Regions from separate parts of the Mus musculus genome. Here region 2 is linked to region 1. Evidence: chromatin loops called from intact Hi-C (ENCODE). Cell type or tissue: heart. All regions are shown on one strand. Each heading gives the region's core, and the rest is flanking DNA. Links, peaks and the distances in the headings are about the cores only. Region 1 overlaps Mrps27 (mitochondrial ribosomal protein S27). Region 2 has its middle 57 kb from the start of Gm24471.

The links. A loop is a pair of places that touch in the nucleus more often than their neighbours do. Peaks named below come from ENCODE experiments on the same cell type or tissue, not always from the same donor. Only the 100,000 strongest peaks of a DNase experiment are listed, where the experiment ranks them.
Region 2: it touches region 1 in a loop (3-fold over the local background); 2 of 42 quality-filtered maps call a loop at or near these places.

What each region holds. Positions count from the first base shown.
Region 1 is chr13:99,370,890-99,382,289 of GRCm38, reverse strand. The region is part of intron 4 of Mrps27 (mitochondrial ribosomal protein S27); the gene reads right to left. Among named protein-coding and RNA genes, the nearest start is that of Mrps27, 32 kb to the right of the region's middle. In heart, for the core only: a CTCF peak has its summit at 6,573 (motif pointing left); a DNase peak (open chromatin) is centred at 6,569.
Region 2 is chr13:99,743,541-99,754,940 of GRCm38, reverse strand. No RefSeq gene overlaps it. Among named protein-coding and RNA genes, the nearest start is that of Gm24471, 57 kb to the right of the region's middle. In heart, for the core only: no CTCF peak of the experiment used is centred there; a DNase peak (open chromatin) is centred at 6,640; H3K27ac peaks cover 397 bases.

The sequences.
Region 1 (11,400 bases), core at 1,693-9,692:
AGGTAAGAGCATTTGAAGTAAGGGTGAAGTAGTTATTCAGGATGTTCTAAGTAATTAGGTCACTCAAAATATGCATGAAATGCTGGGCTGTTTCCAGGACAACAAAATGCCAAGTTTCAGGCTATTTCCTGCTATAATTAACTAAATCATCTACACTTAAGTGGCATCTTGCATATGTTCCTGAAAACTACTTCATGTTGTGACAATAACGCTGATCAAAAATTGACTGAAACAGCTAAAACAAAACAAAAAAAAACCTCCCAGAGATTCATGAAAAACAAAACAAAACCCCACCACCAACTGAGTGCACCAGGAGTTGTCCTGCATTTTTGTACTATATTATGATAAGAAGCATATTTTTAAAAAATGTTTACTGCATGTATTTATTTATATGGGTGTGCAGCCATGTATGCAGACATACCATAACGTGTGGAAGCCAGGGGCAACTTGAAGTCAGTTCTCTCCGTCTACTGTGTGGATCCTGCGGACTGAACTCAAGTCCTGAGGTTTAGTGGCAAGCACTTTTACCCACTGAGCCATCATGTTGGTTCAAGAACAGGAGTTTTAAAAAGCTGAACTACTGAGCAGCTGATGGCTGAGAGTCTAGTATTTGAGTTTCATAAGTGGTGATGTAATGCAATCACCATAAGCAATATCCACACCGTGAAGGCGAACAAGAACTGGATACCCTCATCCATCACTTCCTTGCTGTCCCGTCAGCTGCCCACTAATCCACTGTCTGCTGCAGCCTGAAGACAAGTAGAGCAAACTGTACCTTAGGCCACTGCTAGTTCTGGTGGCTGTACTGAGTACTGAGTACTGAATACAGTGCAGAGCAGGGTTCTAAGATGGAAGTACAACTGCTGGCTTAGGAGTAACCATCAACTACTTCCTGCTCTTGAAAGCCTGAGGACTCTGAGCTATAGTCAGCCCTGTGTTTGGATGAACCCTTCCATGTGCTGAAAGGCAGACTCCTCTAGGAAGCATCTACCTGACTGTCTCCTACGGCTTCCTCTTACATTTACAAAGTAAATTTTAACAGAGCATATTACTGAGGTGGGGGACTTCTCAGTTCGAGGACTCAACATCTAGTAATACGCACAGTACTACCAACAATTCCAAAGGTGTCAGTGACCTCATCACAAGCCTTCAGAGGAAAGACAGGGGAAGTCTTCTCAGCATGTGCTTAGCAATGGAGTCTTAGATATGATAATGAGAGAAAAACAGATTAATTAGAATTTAAGCAAATTTAAAACTTTTATATATTAAAAGACATTATCATTATAAAATGGGGAAAAACCTACACAGTAAATCTTAATTGGAAACATCTGCAAATTATGTATTTGGTAAGGGTCTAGTATGCAGAATATAAAAATTATTTTTATAGATCAACAACAAAAACAAAACAGCATATTAATGTATACAACATATGTAATAACAGATAAGAAAAGAATAAATAAATTCACAGAAACAGAAGGTAGAGCCAAGGCTGCCAGGGGCTGGGGAGAGGTGGTGAAAAACAACGGCTTCACATGGTGTCCACCAAATGGCTGAGACGTGACTAGGACTAGCTGCTTCACGGGCAAAGGAGTGATAAAATGTTTCCTTTGGAGTGATGGAAATATTTTAGGTTCAGGTAGTTATTGCACAAAGTTGGGATGTACTTTAAAGCTGTGAGTTTTCTGTGATATATATTCCATCAGAATTCCAGGCCGAATACCTCCCCTAAAGAGACATATTAATCTCCAGTACCTAAGAACATGACTTTACTAGGAATTATGGCAATCAAATTAGATGAGCTTACAGAGAGGTGTGTCCTACTTTAATACAACTGGTGTCCTTAAAAGAGTCACAGCCACACATAGGAAAGTGTCAGGTGGTCAGAATGGTGCATCTACAAGCCATGCAATGCCAAGGAAGCCAGAAGGTGCTATGGAACAGAGAGTGCTGAACTCTGAGTTCATAATTTTGGTCCAAACTGTAAGAAAATAAATTTCTTTGGGTTTTGAGCTACTCAGTCTGTGGTACTTTGTAATGGCAGCCTTAGGGAGGTAATGCACAATGAAAAAGCAAGGCTGGCAGCAGGCTTCACAGAGGCAAGTGTGAGAAGCACACACGCTACTAGTCTGAGGAGAGCTCAGACACCCAAGTCAGAGCACTTCCATGAGAAGAACTGGAGACAATGGTTCTAACCTGAAGCTTACAGTGACAGCCAGTCCATACTAACTCAGTCAGTCAGTCAGTCAGCCAGCCAGCCAGTCAGTCAGTCAGTCTGTCAGTCAGTCACACAGTCAATCAGTCTCTCAGTCGGTCATTCAGTCACACACTCACTCAGTCACCGAACGCTTATTACTTCCTGCCAGCATTTGAAGATAAAAGACCTGTGAATTCTGAGGTTTAATTCAAGAAAGTTTTCTCAAAACACTGCTATTCTAAAAGCTTGATGATGTCACACAACCAGGCCCATGTGGTCAGTGTACCTGGGAGAAGTGAAAAGGGGCAGCTGTGCCCACCAGAAGGTCACCACTGGCTGGAGTGGTGTGGAAAGAGACCTCAGCCTGGCGTTCATTTAAGACTTAGCTGACTTTAAAAGGATCAAATCCCAGTTGCCAGAGCACTGCTCAGTTTATGTAGAAAGTACAGTACTTGCTGCATGATAATGGAGGAACCAGGAGAGATGATTCCCTACATGTGAGGATTATATTACAGAGATACCTGGCTGGAAGAGTTGGTTGGAACACTGTTAAGACAGTTTATGCGCTTCCAGAAAGACCAGGACAGCCTGGGGACCTGAGGTTGGATAAGCATTTTACTGCTCTCCTAACTCTCAGAGAGTGGCAGTGATGACTGATGACTGGACACAGAGCATCAGTCACACTGGTTTGTCACCTCAATAAGCAAAGTTGGCTTCAACAGATGTCCCAAAGTTATAAAATAACTGGGTAGTGATAGTCATCTGTCCATCTACAACTGGAAATTGCAAATCCAGGAAATCATTAGTATAACTTGTAATATCTATGTCCTAAGAGAGACAGAATGGTGGTTCTGTTATGAAAAATCAAGATTATTGACTTCAAACAGATCTACTTCCTTGTTTAATGAGACAAGATTAGGATCTTACCATGCAGCACTGTGTATCAGTGCTCTCTGTAGACCAGACTGTCCTTGAATGCAAAGATCCACTTGCCTCTGTCATCTGAATGCTGGGATTAAAACTGTACATTACTTCATCCGGCCCTGATACATTGGTTAATTATCTTATTTTTATTATCTTTGAAGGTACTATAAATAAAACAAATAGAGATAGTAGAAACAAAATCAGAAAATTGTTTGGAGCTTGGCCTAAGATAATATCCCACCACGGGCAGAGAGAAAAGACAGAGGGGAAAGCAACGGGCTCTAAAGAGCCAGATACAAAGGCAGATATACCCACTGTCTCTTTGTCCTCCTCCAGACAATCACCAGCTCCTGTCTCAACAGGTCTAAGCCCAGTGAGGAAGAGGGACAACCACAGACATTCCCTATATATGGTATTCCCATACTGCCCTGCACCTAACTGAGAAAAGGAACCTAGGAGCAACGCGCCTGCGCTTGTACTGACGTAAAAGAAGCTCCCCAAATAGTCCTGCCGTTCTCCCATGTGCTAGGACTCTACAGCTGGCATGACTGTGGGCAGAAATGAGAAGGAAAACTGGACTGGACTAGGGGAGGGAACATAGACATAGGACCAGAATGGCTACCATTGGCTTCATGAGTCTGCTCTCGCTAAGCTTAGCAAGCATGCTGGCTTCATGGCTGAGGAATCTCCTTGTCTCCCAAGGGGAGCTCAGAGCCCTAGAGACAGCCCCACAGAGAACACAGTTCCTCTGTAGCTTGGACCAGGCTTGACTCTTTCCAGATCATTTCCACAGGCAGGGGAGAGTGGTTTCTAGTTTTCTCTATTTACTTTAAAGATGAAGAAGCTGAGATCAGCAAGGCTTAAGCAACTTGACAAGACTCAGACTGTTTGTGTTGGTGGAACCACACAGACCTGTGGGTTCCAGCCCAGTGCTTACTGCTTACCACAGCATGGCCCTAGGTTGGCATTCTATATTTCACTATGTAATCTATCTGAAAATGCACCCCCAAGTTATCCTCATTTGCTCATTTGACGAGTTCAAACGATGTATGAACAGAGGAAAACAACATGCACACAATCAGAGCTTTAAATATTAATTGGCTTATAAATTTCATTTTGTCATCCAGTCAAACAAACATTTTCTAAAGATCAGCTATGTTCCGGTGCAGAGATCACAAAGTCACTATGATAGAATCATCCTCAACACTCGAACCATAGCTGGCCGTGCTCCAGAGAGAGAATACACTCTGTCCACAGGGGAAGGGTCAGACTTATTTCTGCCAAAGATGAAGATATCAAAACAAATAAAAGAGACTCTGTACTATTTTACCATAATAAGATATCAAAATTCTGAGAAATAAAGTGCTCCAATGTCGCTTTCCAAATAAGTATCTAGGGAACGCAGAACTACCACAAAGTACTTGGCTAGAAGGATCTGAGAGTGGAGCCCAAATGATTATTATCTACAAAGAAAGGTAATACTAACAAATGAAAGCCAAGAGAAGGTGGGTGGAGGGGGACGGGGGAGGACACGGCATTAGAACGTCCTCAGCGATTCTCACCTCAATAAACATGTACATTAAGGTCAGCCCTAAGACGCCAGCCTTGACTTCAAATCTACACTCTGTCCAGAGGCGAAAGCTAACTTTACATGGTAGCAGGGAAAGAGCCCATCTCTAGTCTTTCAGTCAACTCCTTCAAATAAAATCTGGGAGTCATAAATATGATAAACTTACAGCACTATTGTCAGCACACAGCCTTAGCTTGAAAAGTCATCCTCTATTAAAATATCTTCCAAAAGCCCAGCGGTTTATAGATCTCTACTGACATGAGAAAACAAACCCAGGCTATTTCTGCCTCTCTGCTCTCTTTGTACCATGGGTGTTCCGGGATAGGAAGGAGTGTTTCGACACCACTACAGAAGGTGACATAAACACACATACCGAGTGTGCTTTCAGGAGCAGCACGCTGCTGAGGGGATGTGAAGCTAACCTGACCGGACATTTGTGGAGCAGGCAAACAATGTTTTTATGAGCCTGGATGATATGGAAACAATGTTCCCTCAGGTTTAGAGGAAGAACCAAATAAATCCAGGGTAAGGTCTTTGGTCAGTCTCTAGCTGCTTGGCCTTGGAAAGGTTTCTTGGTTTATATCCTTCATCTACAAGAGGGGGATCCAGAAGTCCCCCTGGAATCTGCAGGCTATTCTAGGAGAGGATGAGGACGAGGACATTGGATTATGATTATCATCAGCGAAAAAGCCCCATAGGCTGTCTGAGGTTTGTGGCCACATCTCTGAGGAGCTCAGCTATCATCTAAGGCTCCGCTGGGAGGAGGATGCAGGAACTACACATTCAAACGAAGCGTTTGGAAAATACGTCTGAGAACTAACGAGGCTGCTAAACATGCTTCATGATACAAGTTGAGCACTGATACAGGTAGAACTGTAGACTACTTCCTATGTCAAAGCACAACATGGGTCATGGGTTGTTCAATAAATGGCAGAAAAAAGACTAGGGACATATGTTTTATGCATATAGGTATGTAAGTATATAAGGTATATATATATACACATATAAGGTATTAAGTATATAAGGGATATAAGGTATGCATATAAGGTATATATGTATAAATCTATATCTCATAATTAATGTGATTCTATATGAATCACATATACATGCTAAAAACAAAAGCATACATTAATTGGGGGTTAATTTACTGGGCTGAAAAGTCTTGTATAAAAACAAAAAGAAATGAGAAAATGTCACTTAATTCAAAGCTGTTCCATAATCACTAGAGGCCCAATAAACTAGAAACCAAAAACAACCCCTCCCTGCCTGCCCCCATAACCCAGCGTGAGTATTCATGGCCATTTATTCTTTCACTCGATTTTAGGATTATCTTCTCAGGCCCTCAAATAATTCTGCAAAAATTAGATTAACTTTATAAGTGAAATCTAAATTAACTTAAACAGATTCACTTAAAACAGATAAATGGAGGTATAATAAAAAGATTGCCAGGAAACATTAAAATACAGACTTTTTTTTTCCTTTATAAAGTTAAAAGCCTTAATCATCTTTTTCTATTTTTGAAATATGAAAAATGTTGTCTGTTTCATCCTAACCTTGAAGGCCACAGTAGATCAACCCAACCTTCCATGTAGCAATGGGCTACACAAGCAGGTTACTCAACTTCTCCATCAGGGAAAGAGGAGTGCTGAGAAGAGCCGACAGCTTCAGCCATGCCGAGCTGCTGCTTGCTCTATCATCAGAAGAGACATACAAGTTCTCTCTCAGCTGTGTGACTGTCTGCAGCCCAGAACCCCTAGTCGCTATCTATTCTGTGCTTTAGTTACCAACTCAGTAGCACTGGGCTAAGGTTGGGTTGGGGCAGGCTTTTTCTACTCGGGAATCCCTTCCCTGCAGACAGAATGCAGATGACTCTCTGCTGCCCCCTTTTGGTCTGCTATGGTTGCCGTAAAGCTTTGCAACTTGTAGCTATTTATAGGGCAACCTGATGTCTTTTAGGATCAGGACGCTTCCCCCAAATTTGACATCCTTTGCCTCTGGGTACTGAGCACCCTTCATAAGCACCTACCTGTCTCTCCCCATTTCTGAATCCTGCTGAGGCCTGGACTGTTGATACCCTTAGTGAAATCTGGCAAAGATCACTGGAGAATAATGGGTTTAAAAACCAAAATCTGAATTTAAAACACAATTTCCCTTAAAGAAAAGTGAAGAGAAAAATAGTCCTTGTCTTTCAGGGACGAAGCCTGGCTACTATCTAAGCTAAATCTCAGCAACCATTCACCTCCTCTGCTCGAGACCCTGCAGCAGCTTTTAAACAATTCCTCCAAGCCTCCTATCTACGGAGACAGGAGGATTATTTAATATCGATTAGTAAAGAGGGAGGGGTGGAGGGTGTAACAGTATTACATATGTTATTTATATGTTAACTATGTTAGCATATGCCACACCTGACTCTCAAGGCCTGGTACCCTGACCTCAGAGACCACAACTGAACCTCCCTTTAAAACTGCTTCTCAAGTAAAGACAAATCATTTTCTGACAAGTCAGTAAGTAGCTGAAATATAATTTTAAGGAAGGGTCAGAAGTTATATTAAAAGTCAGGGCAAGTATAGATGAGGCAAAACAGGGGACAGGAAACAAACCAGAAAGCACAGGACACTCTCAGGACGGGAGGCCACTGTGGCTGTGCTCTGAGAACACTGTGTTCGTTATGAGAGACATGATACCTTTCACTACCTACCACTAACTCAGCAAGCTGAGAACTGGGGTGATCTGTACCTATGAGACCCTCGGAGTCTCATTTTAACATTCTTCCCACGCCTTTCCTATCAACTGTGCCAAGGCTTTTAGCAATGAAGACTCCTGGATTATCTATCACCTCTGGGAGGCACCCAACACCCAGCCCCCGCCCCTAAGTATGGACCATGAAGCGGTGAGTATTTCCCTCACTGGCTGCTTGGTCTACGAAAGACTGCTTTAAGTCCCAAACTCACCTAGAAAATGAGGATGCTGTCTTAAAACCAACGTTGATATTTAAAGAAACAGAACAGGCCTCCAAAAAACCCTGTCTGTTTAAAACAACCATAAAGGGAAATCTATCATGGAAATCACAGCAGTCACGATCAGTGAAGAGAATCCACAAAGGTTCTAAGTATCCCTTCCCTAGACACAGAACATCTGGAAATACTTAAGGATGGACTTGCTCTTGGCCTTAAAGTCATGATGCAACCAACTGCGACTCCTGCTCCCTCCCACCAACTCCCCCTAAACCTCCGCTCATCTGCTCCGCTCTCTAACACTGTGGCAGCTCCTAGAAGCAAGCTGCAAACTCACCTGCAAACACTGCACATAAGCAGAAGCTTTAGTTTGTCTCTGCATCCCACAGGCTTGGTTCAAGGTTCCTGACTATGTCATGAAAACAGCCAATAGAAAGAGCTGTTGACAAAGGACTGTACTGCAGGAAACAACTCAGAGAACCTGTGCTTTGTGAGCCTTTCAGAGGCAGGAGACATAAGGATAAAGAGTGCACGAAAGTTAGCGGGGATCACTAACACTATTTATGACTGAAACCCACGACGGATCAGAAGCCCCAGTCTTTCTGTGACCTAGTCTTACATGGACTGCTTTTTTGTTTGTTAATCATGACAGAACTGACTGAAATGCTGACAATACCATTTAAGCGTACAGTGTTTCTGAGAAGCTAAGCAGACCAGGCCCTCATGCTCACAGGGTCTGAGGCTTTGGGCTTAATGAGAAAGCCAGGTGTTCCCCCGGGGAGCCAGTATCTACAGTCAGCTTAACAGGCTCCAAGTCACACATCAAACTGGAGCTTAAACTGCCTCTCCCATTCTGCTATCAAGGCTTGAAAGCACCCACCCTCCACAATACAAAGGCGGTCATACGGCTGCTGATCTCTACATGTTGGCCTTTCTTTAGGGCTGACTGTCCGTCACAGTTTAAGGTCTCATCCCAACTCTGTTCTGGTTACCACCGAGACGGCCTCTGACGGCCACGCACAGGCAGATATGCTGGCCTGCTCCCTAAGCCCTGGGTTCAAGTCAGGTTTCCACCCATGGCTTCTAGAAGCTGACTTGCTCACCCCAGACATTACAGAGGTGGCTTCAATTTCAATTCAGATTCTAAAGTAGAGAAGCCTCAGAGGCCACCTAGACTGCAGGTGCCCAGCTGCTGCCAGAATGCCAGGCAGAGCCAATGGCAATGCTTTGGCAAGTGTGCTCCCTCCAAAGCTCTGTAGCCAGCTCTCCTCTAAGGACTAAGTATGGTCAGAAGGCAGAGGACAGCAACCTAGAAACACGGAGGTGTCCATAACAAAGTGAATGTCCAGCCTCCCCCGCCCCACAACTGCTTCCAAGGCAGCACTTCAGCCATGTTCCGGTCCTTTTCCCATTAGCCAGGGCTTCATCTCCAACCCTCTTTGCTTTCAACTCTTCATTAACTCTGTTGATTTATTTTCCCCTCCTGTGTATAATCCATTTCTCTCTCCATTTCTACCGCTGATTACCACAGGTCAGATCTTTATCACTGCAAGCAGGGAAAATTAATTTCCTTCCTACTTTTAACCATTTAAGTAAAAAAAAAAAATTGTTACTAATCTTCATGGAATGAATACCTTGTTATAATACACATTTCTCAAGAGTCTACTGATGATAATTACCTGTGGGTCATTAAAAAAGTTCTTCTTGACTAAGAAATACACACTCACAACATAAAATTCAAAAGGTCCAAGACAGAATTCAATGAAAAATTACCCAGGAGTATTTCCTGAAAGAAAGCACTGTTAACAGCTTTTGTATGACAGTTCTTACCACTCAAAGGCATCCTATGTACATACTCCTGTACATATATACACACATGTATCACAGAACATGCACACATGCCACACAAACCATAACTTGTCACCTAATAATTCTGTGACTTACCCCACAGCATATATAAATATACGTCAAGCACTCATTCTTTTTACCATTTCTGCAATCCTTTCTCCCTCTGTCTAGCAACCTTAGCCCTCAGTGGTCTCCACAGGTGCCTCTCTCTCTGATGGCAGGCCCCACAAAGTCAGTTCTAACCTCAACTTTACCACTCAGGTCCTACCTTTTTTTATGCATATTTGTGGATAACAGCATTAATCCCTCTTTCCTTTTACCTCAAACATATTTTAAAACATAAACCTTGTTCGTTTTTTGAAAAAAGACTTATTTATTTATTATATAAATACACTGTAGCTGTCTTCAGACATACCGGAAGAGGGCATCAGATCCCATTACAGATGGTTGTGAGCTGGGATGTGGTTGCTGGGATGTGACCTCTGGTAGAGCAGTCAGTGGTCTTACCCGCTGAGCCATCTCTCCAGCCCCCACCATAACCCTTGTTATAAACACAGGGAACTTACCTATTACATGTGGGTTTGCCTGGACTCTGAACAGCTTCACATACATATTCATCCTTACGGATCTGCAGTCTTTTTGATTTGTAGTGATTATACCATGTCTTTCCTTTGAATACACCAGTTTCAGTGAATTAAGAAACTGTTCTTCTATCTCCTATTGGCTTTAGAACTTCCCTTATAAACAGATCGGATTCATCTTATGGACACAGTAGTTGGTAATTGTCCTCATGTATTCTCATTTTAAACCTTGTCAGAGCAGTTGTTTCAACAGAAAAAGAACAGCTAATTGACACAATTAATCTGTATCTCCATGTCCCTATATTTACCCCCTTTTCTTTTTATCCAAATAAATACTAGACATTTAATACATTTTGTTGATTTGTTTGCTCCTAGTTCCTCCACATTAAGAGTGCATACCAGGCATGGTAGCACACCCTTTTAATTACAGCACTAGGGAGGCACACGCAGGCAGATCTCTGTAAGTTTGGTGCCAGCCTGGACTAGACAGTGCTCCAGGCCAGTCAAGGCTATATATTAAAGACCCTCTCAACAAACAAACCAAACAAACAAAAAGAAAGAATGCATGTGTGGGCTGGAGAGATGACTCAGCAGTTAAGAGCACTGGCCACTCTTGCAGAAATGAAGGCTTGGATCACAGCATCAAACATGGCAGCTCATACCCATCAATAACTCCAGACTGTTTTAGAACAGTTCCCTTTAATACTAACAAAAGGGGATCCGATACACTTTTGTGGCCTCTGTGGGTACCAGGCACGCACGCGGTGCACATACATACTCGTAGGCAAAGCACTCATTCACAAACTACATCTTAAACCACATGGAGATGTAAATGTGTGCACACATGAGGCAAACATAGCATGGGAAGACCTATTTAGACTTTTTAAAAGAACTTTGATAAAGCAGAGCCAGATTAGAATATCCATATTATCTAAGGAAAAGACTACATTAAAAACTATAGCCAGCAAGACAAGATATTTGTATACCAAATAAAGCAAAACGGAGATCAATAGAACAAAAAGTCATATGAAAATTATTACCAAGAGGTTCAGGGCAATGTGAAAAGAGTGTTGTGCTTACAGTAAATGGCCTGGATAAAATTAGGTGTTTTAATGAAAAAAAGGAAGGAAGGAAGGAGGGAGGGAGGGAGGGAGGGAGGGAGGGAGGGAGGGAGGGAGGGAGGGAGGGGAAAAAAATAAGACTTTGAGCCTTATCTTCTATCCTGTGTAAAAACAAACAAAACTTTAAAAAACAAAGCAAGCAAGCAAACAAACAAACAAAAAGCCCTTAACTATTTATAAACATAACTCTAGAACCTAAAATTATAAA
Region 2 (11,400 bases), core at 1,959-9,958, 370 kb before region 1:
AATACAGTTCAAAATGAGGCAACTCACGATTACACTGTTAGGCTAAACATATGTTGTCCCCCATGTGTGAGGTGCTCTGACTAAAACAGAGTGGGTCACGGGTTAGAACTTAGGGTAGCGCTTATGTAGGGGAGAAGGAGAAGGCTCTAGAAAGGCTTCTGGGTTGCTGACCATGTTGTTGATCTGGGATGCTCTTCGTTTGGGATTTCGTCTTCTGCAAGTAGCTGGAGCAGTCACCATTTATTAATCATCTGATGTGTGTGTGTAATAGCAGCTCAAGGGTCGGCACAGACCATGAACGCATGGACACTTTGCAAGTCCCTCTCAAGAGTGCAGAGGAGGGCTCAGGTGTGCCAAAGCCATATGTCCTTTCAGTTGATTGACAAAGTCCACTTCAGGGCTTCCCAGTTCAAGGCAGCTTTGCTGTGCCACGTTTACATTTCTGCAGATAAGGGCACCAGCCATGAGGGGCGGGCCTCAGCTCCAACGCTGGAGTGCCTGTCCTTCATTCCCATATCTGACTCCACCATCTGGATGCTGCAGTTGGCAGGGAGTTAGAGAAAGATATCTGCTGGGACCACAGTATGCTGAGCGGGTAGGAGGCAAATTCCAGTCTGAACCAGTAGAGGACTGTGCTCTGGCAGTACACTAACTACTTTATTCATTGTAGATGCTGAAACTGGAAAAATGGTAATACACCTGTTTGTGTTTGAGGAGGGCTCGTTTGCATAATTAAATTGTCAGCGCCATCAGTGTGTGAGCGCCTCGCCCAGCTCCAGATGGAAGCCCTCATCATTATAAAGTTAAGAAATAAAAACATTTTGATTTGTAGAGGCAGTAAAATTGTGAGAAAACTCTTATTTAAAAAAAACTATTATTATGTTTTCATGTATGTAATCAATAATAAGAATAAACATTAAAATAAAAACCTGGGGCTAGAGAGATGGCTCAGCACTTAAGAGCACCTGTTGGTTTTGCAGAGGACCCACACAGTGGCTCACAACCATGCATAACTTTAGTTTCAGGGGTCCTGACAGCCTCTTGACCTCCTTGTTAACCAGATATGCATGTGCTAAATATACATTTTACATATATCCATGCAGGCAAAATATTTATGCACATAATAGTGTTTAAAAGTCTTAAAAAGTCAAACCCTACAAGCCAGAGCTCTAGCTCAGTGGGTAAAGCACCTACTGTGCACGGGGCCCCAGAGTTCAGTGTCAGCACCGAGTGAACTGGGTGCGGTGACACATACCTGTGATTCCAGTACTCAAGAGTCAGCCACAGCCTGAGCAGGAGTGCAAGATCATCCTTGGTTACAAAGAGAATTTGAGGAGAGCTTGAGATACAAGAGGCTCTACTCCCTAAATCCATTAAGGCAATGTGGTTCACTGACTGGCTACTCAGACAAAATATAGTGAAACCCACTGTCTTTTTACACAAATTACATGGAGACAATTATTAAGTCACTTGAAAATCCTCCCAGGGACTGTGGTCAAACCTGAATGTGATGTTTGTGGATTTTCATGTGTCAGTAGCAGAAAAAAACAACCTTTCATTTGTAAATATGAATCTGATAGAGACCAAGTTCATTGTCTTGTCTGCCTTGGATATGAAAAGCCCACAGTACTGGTGAAAATATTTCTTGGGATTTATTTAACATATGACCTCCAGCTCCTGAGGTTTTTGTTCTTGTTATGGAGTTGGTTTCTGAGTTGATGGGTGAGTGTTTTAATCAGTCTGCTGTAAGTCTGACCTCTGCAAGGGTCAAAATATGTGTGGTTTGTTTCCCGGTGAGAGACTATAATTTAAATGGAAGAAGGTCAACGTTTTTATTTATTTCCACCAAACGAATGTTTTCAAGTCTTACTGGGAACACTGCAACCCAGAAACTACATCTACTACCTGGAATTAGAAACTCATTATTTAAAAAGTGCTAATCACAGCGGTAGATTTCAGAGAGAAATTTAATGTTGCTAGGTATGTGCTGTTCTAAGTACCAGCTAGCTCACTGGGAGGGAGAAGAGAGCCTTGGTAGAGGTGAGCAGGGTATCCAAGGACAGGGGAAGGAGAGGTGGGGATGAGAGGAGAGGCAGGGGAGACGATAGAGGGGGAGGAGGGGGGAGAAGAAGAGGAGGAAGAGGAGGAGGAGGAAGAGGAAGAGGAGGAGGAAGAGGAGGAAAAAGAGGAGGGAGAAGAGGAGGAAGAGGAATAGGAAGAGGAGGAGGAGGAAAAGGAGGAGGGAGAGGAATAGGAAGAGGAGGAGGAGGAGGGAAAGGAGGAGGGAGAGGAGGGAGAAGTGGAGGAAGAGGAATAGGAAGAGGAGGAGGAAGAGGAGGAGGGAGAGGAGGAAGGAGAGGAGGGAGAAGAGGAGGAAGAGGAATAGGAAGAGGAGGAGGAAGAGGAGGAGGGAGAGGAGGAAGGAGAGGAGGGAGAAGAGGAGGAAGAGGAATAGGAAGAGGAGGAGGAGGAGGGAAAGGAGGAGGGAGCGGAGGAAGGAGAGGAGGATGAGGATGAGGAGGAGAAAGTGGAAAAGCGAAAAAAGAAACTGAAAGAAGAAAATAAGAAAGAGTTGAGGGAGGAAAAAGGTATCCATGTAACCAGGGACGATTCCTGGGAGCAGCCTTTCCCTGACCTACCCCGCCTCTATTTTCTGGCCATCCTTCCCCCACATCCCCCACCCCGGTTTGTTCAAAGTTTTCCCCAAGCTCCCAAGTCATGCCTTGCTCACTGTAATGGAGGTAGCAGATCCAGCAGGAGCTGTTCCTAAACTAACATCTTTCTTTCGTTTCTGAAAGATCTTGACCTCATTGTTGATCCCAGATGCTGATGAGACCAAAACTCTCTCTGTAAGAAGTGAGCGACCAACAGTGTTTGAGTGCTGGTGGCCAGCACTCCAGAGAGAGCATGGGGCTCACAGGACAGCCCGAGCTGTCAGTTCCCATCTTCCACCTCGTTCCAGACAGGGGACAAGAGTTCACTGCTGCACAAGCCAGGCTTCTTGGCATCCTAGGATTCTCCTAGAGTCTCTGCCTCTCACCTCTTGCAGGTGGTGCGCTTGGATTACAGACGCGGGCTACCAATCCTGCCTTTCTGTGGGTCCTGAACTCAGATCTCCATACTGTGTGCCGAATGCTTTACCCACTGAGCCATCTCTCCAGACCTGTTTCGGCTTTTAAACGAAAAGCCACAGAAATGGTAATTTTGTTAGGGAACCTTTTGGAATTGAGGGTTGAGACTTTTAGTCAGGGAAGATCTCTACAGAGGAGCCAGGCTTGTGACACAGCTTCGTTTCTACTGCGTGTTAGATCTTTGCTCCCCCCTCCTTCCTTTCTCTCTCCATCCCTCTTCCTTCCATCCCCCTTCTCTTTCTCTCCTCCCTCCCCCTCCTTCTCCTGTGCTCTCTAAAAATTCTGTGATAGAATCGAGGCCCTGAGCATATTTATCTTCATAAGTTGCCTTTGACTAGTTTGTAATGACCTGAACATATACTTTGCAAATTAAAATGAGGATACTTGCGGCTTAAGGATCACAGCCTTAGGTTTTAGCATAAGGAATATATGCATGTAGTTCTTTTGGTCTGGGCCTGCTCTGCCCAGCGCATGTCAGTCATTTGCCCATGTGGCCATTGTTCATTTGAAATGGGATAGATATGAATGTGTAACTTACTATTTAAATGTATTCAACTTTACTTGATTTAGATATAAAAAACTGATAGACAATTCATTCGTTGAAAGACTTGTGGCATATGCTTGGAACCTCTTAGGCATGTATCTTGCAAGAATCTAATTAAAAAAAAAACCTGTTTAATGAAATCCAAATATACAGCAGTGGCTATTTTGTACAAAAAGGCCAGGCATCCTGGACTTCAGCGGTAACCAATTGTACTGTAGGTAGAGAAAGCAAATGTAAACCAGAAATGAGAGTCTATTCCAATGAGAACAAAGCACCACCCTTCACACGACAGACACATTCCAAAACACCACCCTGCCACATGGAGTCCATCTGGCCCTCTCTAGGCACCACGTTGGAGTTCCAGGGCTGTGCTCCCAGCTCTGGCACAGCAAAGTGGCCAGCTTTATGAATGAAAGTGATTCCAATTATGTGCCATTAACAAGGCCTTTGCTCCGGGCGTGGTGGTGCACACCTTTAATCCCAGCACTCGGGAGGCAGAGATAGGCGGATTTCTGAGTTCGAGGCCAACCTGGTCTACAAAGTGAGTTCTAGGACAGCCAGGGCTACACAGAGAAACCCTGTCTTGAAAAACCAAAAAAAAAAGAAGGCCTTTGCCTTAGGTGAGCAGCCTCATGGGACACAAAGATTCCCTCAAACTTTGTTCATGCTGAGAAGCCAATATCTGTTATCTCCCCCCCCCCCCCTCTCTCTCTCTCTCTCTCTCTCTCTCTCTCTCTATCTCTATCTCTATCTCCACACACACACACACATACACACACCACCATCACATCACCACCGCCACCACCTCCCCACAACCTCCTCTTCCTCTTCCTGTCTTCTAGTCTTGCTATTTTGTTTCTTTAATCACGGCCCTTCTGGTACTATCATCCATGAAACAGTGACCTTTCCTTCCTTAGGTTTTCTCTTATTGTGTTAATGTACAATGAGATACACCAATAAAACTTGGCCACTCGGAGCACCTGTCTTCCCCAGTGTCCTTTGTGTAGCTCTTGTACAGCCCGCAGACCAACCCACATTTGTCTAACTGAGAATACCAAGTCCTACTTGACTGTCTTTCATTTTGACTCTTGGCTCAACTTCTTTCCCTCCATCTCTGGACCTCAAAGAAAGACTTTTACCATTTTTAGTTTCACATCTAGTTCCTAGCTGTGAGAAACATGGATTTCCTCTTTCAGATATGCGTATATAGTCTTATGATACAAATACACTTTTAATGGCCTGGGAAATACTTTAGAGTTCACGAGCTTCAGCCTTGCCCTGGCGAGTCTTTCCTTCTCTTATAACATGGCTAACTGGCTTCCACAGGATGCCAAGTTAGTGAATGATACTCTATATGTTTAAGGTGACAGAGACTCTAGGTATTTGTTGAATTACTTTAGAGAAAACACATGTAGGTTGAGAGTATCTTTAGGCAGTGTATTCTGAGATGGATGTGAGTGGGCAGAAGGTCTGTCAGGGCCAGCCTTGGAATCATCACTTCTGGGAGGGAAAGATACAGGATGGAGATGAGAGAGTAGGGACTGTGGTGTGGGACCGGTGATGGAGTCAGGGACTTTCAGAGCTGTCCTCAGCCTGCTGTGCATGTTGTCCACGCAGTAAGGGGTGGGGGTGTCTTATGGTGGGTAAGTACAATCACTTTCATTCATAAAGCCGGCCACTTGCCATGCCGGAGCTGAGAACACAGCCCTGGAACTCCAACGTGGTGCCTAGAGAGGGCCAGATGGACTCCATGTGGCAGGGTGGTGCTTTGTTCTCACTGGAATAGACTCTCATTTCTGGTTTACATTTGCTTTGCCTACTTACTGTATGATTGCTACCCTTTCCAGTGGAGGAGGAGAAAAGTTCACATGGGGCCTTGTGACCAGAAGGCCAGAAATGAAAACAAACGTGTGCTCAAACTTCTTGTTCTTGCTGTGATGTATGATGAATGAATGTGTGTGTATGTGTTAGTATGTGTGTGTTAGTGTGTGTGTGTGTGTTAGGGTTTTGTTGCTGTGAAGAGTTGACCATGGCAACTCTTTAAAGAAAAGATTTAATTGGGTCTGGCCTATAGTTTCAAAGGTTTGGTCTATTATCACCATGGTGGGAAGCGTGGCAGCATGCAGGCAGACGTGGTGCTGGAGAGGTAGTTGAGAGGCTTGCATCCAGATCTGTAAGCTGCAGGAAAAGGGAGTGAGCCACTGGCCACGGCTTGTGCTTCTGAAACCTCAAAGCCTGCCCCCAGTGACCCTCTTTTCCAATAAGGCCACACCCACTCCAACAATGCCACACCTCCTAATAGTGCTACTCCCTATGGGCCTATCTGACCATTTTCATTCAAACCACCACAGTGTTTGTGTGCATCTATAATGTAAATACATGATTTTTCCTTCCTCACTATCCAATTGTTGCACAGAGCACATGTTAGTTTATAAGCTGCATAAAATAAGCATGGTATTACACTAAAGCCAAAGTGGGTAAAAATAGATATTACCTAGAGATTCTTGAGTTGTTGAGAGTCTATTGTTCCCAGGGGGACAAGTAGCATATGATAGGTATAAACACTTGAATGTGTGTTTCAGATCAGTGAACACGAGGGTGGTGGAGATTCAGGGGAGTAGGATGTAGTGACCTAATAACCAATTACTACATTGGCATTGGAAGTCTAAATAATCCACCTTTGGGTAAGCGATGGTGAGTGGAAGGGGTCCACCTCTCTCCCAGAGGGTCAGATGGTTCGGTAGTGGTATGTGCCTAAGTTTAGTCAGTTCAGTGCGTCATGTGGTATTCTGAGTCTGGAGTGGGTAGCTCAAAAATTAACCCTCCCCGCTTCACCATAGAGTTCAGTTGCAACAGGTCAACGGTAGTGTTGAGTGTTATATGCACAGCCCAGCAACAGGGACAGCTGTGCTTGGGCGGAACTGGGCGGAGCTGTTTCTGCAGAATCTCGACTCCGCTCCTGTTTATCTCACACCTCTTTTCTCTGCCTGTTTCCCAAGCCTTAGAGAAGGCACTTGTCCATCAGGAAGTGGTGAGTCACTGTCTTCCCAGGGCATTTCTGTCCAGGGGACACGTGCTCTTCAATTTATATAGGGTCATATCCTAAAAAAACAAAACAAAACAAAACAAAACAGAAAAAACAACCAAAACCCATTATGCAATGAAACTATCAGTAGTTGGATGTGTTCAGTACACCCAACCTACTGTGCACCATGGCTTATTTGAAAGGTGTGTAGAACATTTATATTAACTACAATCAGGCAAAACCATCTGACAATAGACCGTCTTTCTTATAATGAGGTGTTGAATAATGTATTGGAAGTGAGAAAAAAAATAGAGCAGTTGTCTGGATACAGATGGGCATGATTTATGCTGAGTGTGTGTGTTGGCTCGTACCGACCTGAAGTTAAGAAAGCATAGTCAATCAGAAATGCTCTCCCCCGTCACATTGCGTGTGCAGACGCATCTGCCCCTGTCCAGCCACAACCCACTTTTCTTTTCTCTGGGTGAATTTTGGGTTGGGTGTTTGTTCTTGGCCATGTTATAGTGGTTGGTGTGCTCAAACAGAAGCTCGTCGAATGGAATGCTCTGACTCTTCGGAGATATGTCTACCCTGAAGTGTGTCTCCTTCCGCCCTGGGGACTGAGCTCATTTTCCCAATGTCACCAGCCTGCTTCCAGTCCTTCCGTGCATCTTTCTGGGAAGTCTTCCTGGTGAAATCACTCCTATGTACCAATCCTCCTTCTATCACTTTCCCTTCTTGGTCTTAAGGGTGTATGTTTTGGCATGTTTTTAAGAATACAGACTTTTTTCTTTTTAACTTTTTACTGATTCTTTGTCAATTTCACATTATGTACCCCAATCCCACTCATCTCCCCATCCCTTTGTATCTGCCCTCCACTCTTGCAACCTCCCCACCAGAAGAAATAAAAATATCACTGTGGAAGCTGTAGTGTGCCACAGTGTGTCGCACAGTACACCACTTTTTCACTCACACCGCAGTGAGTCATTGGTCTGGTTTGAGGCCTCTGTCCTCTACTGCACTGTCAATACTGGAACCTCACAGAGACTCCTCTCAGATATCCTGCTGTTGCCCTGTGACATGGAGATCCTACAGCTTTGGATCTGCATGACCGGTCCCTTCATGTGCTCCAGTGGTTCATAGATGAGGTAGATAGGCCAACTCAAAGCCCTGGACCTGGGCCTGGGTGGTAGCTGAGCTGGTCAGCTCGGTGGCTCTCACACTCGCATCACCCAGCACTGTCCTGGCTAGACCAGGCAATGCTCCAGCAAGTGAGGGGCAGGGAAAACTTCCCTGCTCTCATCTCCCCAGGGCCAGCTCTGCTGTGCAGCCCAGGTGAGGTGCAGGGCCTGCTCTCCCAAGTGCTGCAGCCCAGACCTATGATCTAAAAACCGAGTGGTGACAGCCTTACTTTCAAAGTAAGGCTTACTAACCTCTCCCTTTCTGGGACGATTTGTTTTCGGTATTTTGATTTCTGCAGGCAGCTTCACATCTCCCAAGATGCACCGGTGCAGCCTCTCCACCTGCTCTCCTCTGGTCTTTACTCTTCCTTCAAGATCATTTTACCTTTTACTCTTTGGGTCTTTTTCTGTTTTGTTTTTTAGGCTTTCTTACAAGCCAAGGGGGGTGGGGGGCTTGGATATTTGTGAATAAGCTCCTAGGTAGGCTGTTGAGGAGCCCATGTTAGTGGGTGAATTTGTTGACTAGAGTGGGGGCCTTGGCTCTAAGTGAGAGGCAGTCACTTTGAAGGTCTTTACCAGTTGGAGAAGTTTTCACTCTGCTGAACCAGAACCCCACACCCAGCTCTTGCAAAAGATCATTGAATTTACATTTCCAGTAAATGTAAAGACAAGGATGGTCAAGTAATGTGAAGACAAGTGAAACTCCAGGGTTTTTGTTTTTTTGTTTTTTGTTTTTGTTTTGTTTTGTTTTTTCGAGACAGGCTTTCTCTGTATAGCCCTGGCTGTCCTGGAACTCACTTTGTAGACCAGGCTGGCCTCTAACTCAGAAATCTGCCTGCCTCTGCCTCTCGAGTGCTGGGATTAAAGGCGTGTGCCACCACTGCCTGGCGAAAGTCCAGTTTTACTTTAAGACTTTCCTTTTCAAGACTCGGGAGTAGCCATCCGACCAGGTGTTTGTCAAGCTGGGATGTTGAAGGGCAATGTCAGGGAGATGGCTTTACACAATAATTTTTGATTACTGACCGTCTCCACTCTCATCTCGACACTCTCTGTCCTCTGTGGTTTTCTCTGTTGTCTCCTCCACTCAGCCCCTACTTAATGCTCTTCCATCTGCTTATGATTTTAAAATGTTATCTTTTTTTTTTCTTTCCAGAATTCTCTGGGGAAGAGATAAAATTGTCTGTGGTGTCTGCCACTTTGCGTGGCTCTGTAATGTAGTCAGTGTGTAGAGAAAACCATGACATTTGTCACTTCTCTAGAAGGTAGAGTCCCTGCCACGTCTAGTGACTGTACTTCCTCATTTAGCCTGTGCTGCCCTGGGCACTGTGGGGAGGGAGGCTGGAGAGAAAAGTGCGAAGAAGTAAGCTTCATTGTGACTTTGGCTCCTGAGTGCAGTGTCAGAACGGGTGTCTACCCTTCTCAGACTGTTAAGAGAAGACATTCCAGGCTCAGGTAAGGCCTTGGAGGAGGAAGCAGGTGAGCCGGGCAAGCAGCTGTTGCTAAAAGTTTGCGTTGGTAAGAGGGAAAGAAGAGACAAGCTAAGTGACAGTCAGTGTGGAGTTCAAGGAGTATATAAGATGGGATCTGCGAGCAACTTGAAGCATGAGTCCTGTCAATGAGGGTACGTTTGAATGCAGAAAACTATACTGTCCTCAGTGTCAGCGGCACACCGAGGGCAGTGATAGCTGGCGCGGGCACATCCCTCCCCCCACCTCACATGTCTGTAATGGTAGTGACCCCAGCTTGGATGAAGGAAAGCCACACCTTGACCATTAGTTTCAACTTCCTTCCCCAAAGATGTTCCCCTGGAACTTGCAGCCTGTGCAGTTGGCCTCTTTGTCCTTTCTTTTCCAACAGAAGACTAACAAAGCAAAGACGCATGCCTTGGAAAGAGGGGAAAAGAAAGAGACACCCCCTTTTCGAGCCCCCACTCTCTACTTCAAGGTGTCCTTTGCTTGCCAGAGACAAAGACTACTGTTTTGAGCAGTTCTATTCCCGACCTAAAACTTGCATGGAGGCATGCATGCATCAAGGGGATCTTGCCATCTCTCCTGGCCTCGGCTCTAGCACAGGTGGTCACATAGCGCTAATAAACAGGTCTGTAGGGAAGTGTGCCAGGCTGAACTGCCCTTCATTGTGGAGCTCCTACCACAGCATCCAGGCTCAGCTGCTGAAGGCAAAGGAAACACGCCCCGCTGAGTAGAGGCAGCCCAGCGGCTCCTAGGGGTTTGCGTAGTTGCTATTTCACTATCTCTTTCTGGTTGCTCCTGAGAAGGCTATTTTGAATTCATGTTTTGTTTCTCCTGGCTGACTCCTGACATCAGCCCCCCCCCCCCCCCCTCTGGCTCTGTCTTCCCTTCCGGCACGAGTAGGGTAGGCCTCTTTCTCACTCTTTGTCCCTATTCCGTCGTCCACAAGCTGTCTCTGAGCTACAGCACCCCGGGGGGCTTTCACCGCCAAGGCTCTAAACACAAACAAATAATAAAACTTTGAGTTGCCATAAGTGCTCATTATTCCCATTTGATCATCATATGCTTATATCAGTTTAGTGCACTGTACCCCATAACTATGCATAATTACTAGGTCTCAGCAACTCAAAATGCAGTCTTTCAACAGCAAAATTAAACTGGTGAAATTAATCCTAACAATACATGTATTTTATATTCAACATGTATTCACACTAAAACTAACAGCCCCCAGTACATTTCTGTGCAAGGCTCATAATGCTCAGCTCCACCCGGTCCCAGCCCTGTACAAATTAGAGCTTCCACACTCTCCTGGTCCTCAAAGTAAAAATACCCATAACTGCTCTCCTCTGACTGCCATTGCCAGCAAGAGGCCCCTATCCCAGTCAGGGTCCCTGTCTCTTCAGGATATAACCCAAAGCAGGCAGACAATCATTCATTTATGGAAATGAGTCATAAGGGACTCTGCTGGGCCAGCATAGCATAGGCAGGTTCTGATCCTGCTTTAATTTAATTAAGCTTTGTTTATTTAATCAGCCAGGAGATATGTGTCCTTAGGCAGGAATTTGCCGCTGCCCCTCAGCTGTGGTTTTGTTTGTGGGAGGAGAGCTGGGTTCTGCTTCATATTTTTGAAAGGTTTTGGGGTTAACGGTCTGGTTGCAAGCAAGGCACTATGGGGACCTGAATTTAGCAGCTGCACACAAGCATGTATGCAGACCTGAATGGGTGTGGACACAGTGCGTGCTGGTGGGTGTGCTGCTCACGCACAGGGTCTGGTTCTGACTCTTAGGCAACGATGTCCAAAGGGCTGGACCTATTAGTTTGCTTTCTTGGTCTCGCACGTCACTTAAGAGAGAAGAGCCATTCCTATAGTGTAGAAAACAAAGACATGGCCCTGTTACTGCTTTGGACTTCAGTTTAGTCTTTCAGGAGGAGCTGTGTCAAACCTATTTGCTCATGGATTATACAACACGCTACAGCTGAGATCTCCCACCCTAGCGTTCTCCCAGCTTTGAGTGCAAGGACAGAGAGGCAGAGGCAAATAGGACCTGTCCAT